Regions from separate parts of the Homo sapiens genome. Here region 2 is linked to region 1. Evidence: chromatin loops called from intact Hi-C (ENCODE). Cell type or tissue: heart right ventricle. All regions are shown on one strand. Links, peaks and the distances in the headings refer to the core of each region. The heading gives the core; the rest is flanking DNA.

What was found. A loop is a pair of places that touch in the nucleus more often than their neighbours do. Peaks named below come from ENCODE experiments on the same cell type or tissue, not always from the same donor. Only the 100,000 strongest peaks of a DNase experiment are listed, where the experiment ranks them.
Region 2: a loop joins it to region 1, with 2.3 times the contacts of the local background. A loop is called at or near these places in 4 of 110 quality-filtered maps.

What each region holds. Positions count from the first base shown.
Region 1 is chr9:533,799-536,718 of GRCh38, reverse strand. The region is part of intron 1 of KANK1 (KN motif and ankyrin repeat domains 1); the gene reads right to left. Among named protein-coding and RNA genes, the nearest start is that of KANK1, 31 kb to the right of the region's middle. In heart right ventricle, for the core only: no CTCF peak of the experiment used is centred there; a DNase peak (open chromatin) is centred at 1,629; H3K27ac peaks cover 886 bases.
Region 2 is chr9:590,210-593,129 of GRCh38, reverse strand. All of the region lies in intron 1 of KANK1 (KN motif and ankyrin repeat domains 1), which reads right to left. Among named protein-coding and RNA genes, the nearest start is that of KANK1, 87 kb to the right of the region's middle. In heart right ventricle, for the core only: no CTCF peak of the experiment used is centred there; a DNase peak (open chromatin) is centred at 1,649; H3K27ac peaks cover 2,500 bases.

The sequences.
Region 1 (2,920 bases), core at 110-2,609:
GATTAAGGACTTTGGGATGGAGAGATTTTCCTGGATTATCTAGATGGACCCAATCTAATGAGTCTTTTTAAAAAGTCTTTTATTTCTGTGGTCAGAGACAGAAAGATGGGATCACATAAGAGGAGCCAGAAGAAATGTCAGGCGTAAAAGGGACTAAATTTGCCAGTGGTGGCTTTGAAGATGAAGAAACGGGTCACAAGCCAAGGAATACAGGCAACCTCTAGAAGCTGCAGCAGTAAGGAAACAGATTCTCCCCAAAACCTTCAGAAGGAACTGGTCCTGCTGACTTCTTGATTTTATTCCAGTGAGACCTGTGTCCAACTTCTGATCTACACAACTGTAATATAAAAAAATGTGTGCTTTTGTGTATTTTTTTTCTCAGACAGTCTCGCTCTGTTGCCCAAGTTGGAGTGCAGTGGCATAATCTCAGCTCACTGCAAACTCTGCCTCCTGGGTTTCAAGTGATTCTCTTGCCTCAGCTTCCCGAGTAGCTGGGATTACAGGTGCCCGCCACCATGTCTGGCTATTTTTTTTATATTTTTTAGTAGAGACAGAGTTTCACCATGTTAACCAGGATGGTCTTTAACTCCTGACCTCAAGTGATCCGCCCACCTCAGCCTCCTGAAGTGCTGGGATTACAGATGTGAGCCACCGCGCCCCACACGTGCTGTTTTAAGCATGAAATTTGTGGGTTTTATTACAGCAGGAATAGAAAACTAAAAGACTTTAGTACCTGGAAGTGGGGTGCTGTTATAACAAATACCAAAAAATGTGGAAGTGGTTTTGGAATTGGGTAGTGAAGGAGCTTGGAAGAATTTTGAGGAACATGGTAGGAAAGGTTTACGTTGCCTTGAACAGACCTGTTAATAGAAATATAAACAATAAAGACTGCTTGTGAGGACCCAGAAGACTGCTTGTGACGAGCATGGTAGAGAGAACATAAATAGCCTTAGAGAATATCTCAACTGTCAAGGACACAGGAAATCACAAATACCATGATTCTACAGCCCATTTGCTGCCTACTGTGCACCAAGCAAGTGGAGCTCCAAGGCGGGCAAAGGCCCTAACAACTCAGGGACAACTCTGTCACTCAGCAGGTGTACTGTATTGTCTGTTTCATCTCACGCTGAGAGTAAAGCCATTTTCCTTACATGTTACTAATTTTAGCCCTGTGACCTGGGGCAGACCACCTCTCTGAACGTCACTTGGAGATGATCATAGTACCTGTGAGGTCACACATGAAAACTCACAGTACAGTGCCCAGTACAGAGTAGGCACCAAAAATGTGAGCTATTTCTCTATCTGGAGAGAAAGAAGTGTGGGCAGGAATAGATCCTTCCTTTCTCCCACAGGAAAGCCCCCGAGGACTCTTCTCCCAGGGAAGACGTAGGGCCTTTGCATAAGGGAAGGAAACAGATGCAAATGTAGGGGATCCTCAAGAAGCCACATACATCAAAGGCAAGGTTTGGGGACCTAATGGGGTTATTCCAAAAGCAAGGGACATAGGTACTGAGGTCTGAGGAAAACTGCCCTAGGCAACAGAGAAAGAAAAAAAGGAGGCTGCGTTGTTTCTTTGGGTGACTCTATTGCTGGAAACTTGCCCACTGCAGTCTGAGAACACTGGGCAGAGTTACTGTGCCACTCTCAGTGCCAACTTGGACAGGAAGTGATGTGGCCAATCCCACGGCTGCGAGGCCCAGCAGGAGGGGCAAAGGGGGCATCCTCAAAGAAAGACATCATTTTAAATTCTCTGGTCTGGCTTCTTACCTCAGCTTCCCCTCGGCCCAACCTCCACCCATCTCCATCCATGGAATTACAATACACAACTCAAATTAAAAGACTAATTGTTCCCACATGGGCAAAATTTTACATAAACTTATAGAATTTTCTACTTAAGATGAATAAACAGCTTTCTTATTGTAAACATGTTTTAGTGTTGGTGCTTTTATCAAGTTTCTGGGAGAAGCCATCAGAGGAAGAAAAAAGGCACTAGAAACATCTGATCCTTTCTGTCTCTTTACATCTGTACCCTTGACTATAAATCACAGTAATTCATTCCCCAGGATGAACAATCAATAGTTAAATGTCAGCCAGTAGGCTGCTGCATAACTAAGAGGGGGAAAAAATCACGCTAGGAGTGATCAAGATAAAACTAAGGGGCAAATGATTAAATAATTCTCTGCTGGTATGTTTCAAAGACGTATGTCTGCCAACATGGTCCAGATTTTTTGCTTAAGAGCGGCATTTTCCCCTTTTCTTTCGAGAAAATCTCCTTAGGTCCTGCTGAAAAGATATCACATCTTACATTACTTTCTGTTGATAGTGAAATCCACAGCCTCCCCAGCAATGTGATTAAGGCACAAATTTTTGAGACCAAAGCACATGTAGCCAACCGAGCACAATAATACTTTCAAAAAAAGAACAAGTTTCAAAAGTTCTTCTAACAATTCCATTGTTCAACATTCACAAGCTGGAAGAACGTACATTTCTGCATTTTCTGAATTTCCACAAGTTGGGTCAGTCTAAAGGCTCATTCTTCACACTCCCACAAACTATTTATTACTCTATGCCCTTTCCAAGCAAATCGAGATAGGCAGTTATCAAAGCAGATGCATTATTTGGGTCCACCTGAAAACAACTGGTTCTGCCCCCCCCTTTCTCCCAATCTGCAAGCTTCTGTTCATCCCTGTGAATAAAAATGCAGAATGACAAAAAGTCTGGGTGACTTACATTATTCTCCTTATCTCAACATAAATGTGAAATCTGGGGGTGTCAGCTAGTCAATCTCCAGGTCCTCGTAAAAGATAATGTGCCTGGTGGTTTTGTTTTGCTTTTCACAAACATGGAAAAGGGGAGGCATGGCTTAGAGGCAACTACATAATGAACTTAGCTGCTGAAAACAAATTCCAGCCCACTTCCA
Region 2 (2,920 bases), core at 117-2,616, 56 kb before region 1:
TCAAATTTCCAGGTTCCAACAGTTTAAAAAAACTGGCGGCCAGAATTATCTAAAACAAGATTGTCTACTAGCATTAGATATTGAACAAATAGTACAACTCCCTAAGTCAGTCACATGATGTCTTCTTTCTTCTTAGAAGGTAGGCTATGGTGGGTGACGCCAAGATCATCTTTCTTGGTATTGAACCAGCATGCTCATGAGCAATTTGGCTCAAGTCAATGAGCAGTTTCTGCATTTACGTTTTGCACAAAGGACTACCCAAGGAGAGAAAAGCAAACAGAAGAAAGAAAAAACAATATAATAGTGCTTAAGGACTATACTTTGAGTAAGGACTCTCTAATAAACAAGAACTACAAAAATTGCAGGTGGCTATTCATTTGGGAAAGAAATTAATTTTAATTCCTATCTCAAGTCACATTTCAAACTAAGTTTCATACAGATAAAATATTTTAAAATGTGAGATGAAACCATAAAACTACAATAAGGTAAATATAGTTAAATGCCTGTGCAATCTTGTGGTTAGAGATGTAATATTGATTCATTTCTTCTATAAATACTTGCCAGGTCTGACCGGCAGATTCTGGCTGAGCGATGGATGAAAAAACGTACTTAGACACAGGTATCCAGTGAAAGAGCGGACTAGGGGATCGGGGTGCTCACAGAAAGAAAGAGTCATAGCAGCTGTGGCCCTGACAAGCCAGTGCTGCGGGCATTTATTCAGTATGGATGTAATGACAAAGTCTTTGAGTCAACACACTTGTGGGTAATTAACATGGTTCCCCCTCCCCCGGCTTCCCGCTGCTCCCTGGGAAAGAGCAGTCCTGCGCACAGATGATTAAAGGCCAGGTTCTGAGGCCTAAGTAAACTAACTTATCTAGATCAATTCCTTTACATCCCCTTATTATCTAACCTTTGCTCTCAGGCTCCAGGTAAGAGAATTTGGCTGCCTTCAGCCAAACCCTTTTTTGAAGCTTTTGCAAAACCTCTTCCAAGAAGGTTTGCATCTTTTCCTACAATTTCTTCCACCACCCTGACCGATCTCCTACAAATACCACATGTTAAGCACTAGAGACCTCGCTGTGGTCAACACAGACAAGGTCCCTGCCCCTATGGTGTTACAGGCTGGAGGGGGAAACAGGAAAAGAGTAAGTTAATAAGAAATGATAATTGTGGCTGGGCACAGTGGCTCACTCCTGTAATCCCAGCATTTTCAGAGGCTGAGGTGGGTGGATCACCTGAGGTCAGGAGTTTGAGATCAGCCTGGCTAACACGGTGAAACCCCGACTCTACTAAAAATACAAAAATTAGCTGGGCGTCGTAGTGGGCACCTGTAATCCCAGCTACTTGCTAGGCTGAGGCAGGAGAATCACTTGAACCCAGGAGGCAGAGGTTGCAGAGTGAGCCAAGATCGCACCACAGAACTCCAGCCTAGGCGAGACTGCATCTCAAAAATAAATAAATAATTGCATATTGACAAGTGCTCAAAAGAGTGTGTGTGTGTGCGCGTGTGCACACATTTCCCAAGCAAAGAAACTGCACCTGCAGAATTTCAGGGACAGGAAGGAGGTTGGCATATTCCCTGGACTGAGAAGAGACCAGTGGGGCTGGAACATAGTGTTCAAGGGTGAGTGACAAGAGGTGGGGCTTTACAGCAGGAAAAGCAAGATCGTGCCAGGCCCTGCAGGCCATGATAACAAGAATGCCATGACGAGCTCAGGCAGGGGTATGCCAAGATGTGATCACACTTGAAAGAGATTACTCTGCTATGTAAAGAACTGACAATGGGCAACAAATACCAAGGCATTCTTACTTCCTAGTTAGCCTATATGGAAACCATAAAGAAAAAGATTTGACAACCTAAAATTAAATATTTATATACATTTAAAAGCAGTATAAAAATTCAAAGAAATTATCAAAACAACTAACATACTTTTATAATAAAAGACATTTAAAAATTTTAAATCTTTAAAATCTCGTTGCTGCAAGTCAGTAACAAAAATAGCAAATACCCCTCTGGAGAAATGGGCAAAGGATATGAACAGAAAACTCACAAAGGAATATAAATGGCATATGAAAAGATGTTCATCTGTCTATAAAACTGGTAAGGTTTTTTTGTTTGTTTGTTTTAAACTCCACTATCCAATGTTAAGGGTGTGGGAAAAGAGACCTCTCGCATACTGGTGATGGAACTGTAAATCGGTTCAGTCTTCCAGGCAATGTGTATTATATATTAAACCTCTTTCCTAATTTTATAAGAAAATAATTCAGAGCAGCCTCACAAATACAGTTAGAAGAATGTACATTAATGCATATGTCCAAAGTGAGATTTGTTAAAATACATTCCTGAAACAGAGTCTTCATCAACCTTTAATAATTACACAGCAGTGACTACTGATAAGCAGAGAGGTTTATAATTTTCAACTGAGAAAAGCAGGGTGCATTTCTGTATTTAAGAATCTTATTTAGGCATACACACCTAAAAAAAAAAATCTCCGGAAGAATATAAACAGTGGTTATTTAATGGTGGTAAAGTTACATATTTTTAACAGGTCTTTTATTTATCGATACATCTTTCATTTTTCTACAGTCACTACATACTGCATGAAGTCTCTAATAATAATGCATGAAGTCTCTAAGCAAAAATATACATATATATATCTAAAGCACCATAAAATATAACTTGAGACACACTAAACTGTCTGGTAAAGGAGGAAATGGAGAGGAGGCAGCGTAGACTGGAGTTGGATGAGAAAATGGTAATGTTAGAAAGGGACTTTGGGGAGCACCTGCCTAGTCCAACTCCTCATTTCACAGATTAGGAAAGCATCTATCATCTCCTCACTTCACCTCCCTGACTATAATAACAAAGGCTATTAGAACACAAAACAAAACTATTGCTACTCGGTCTTCACTAATTAAA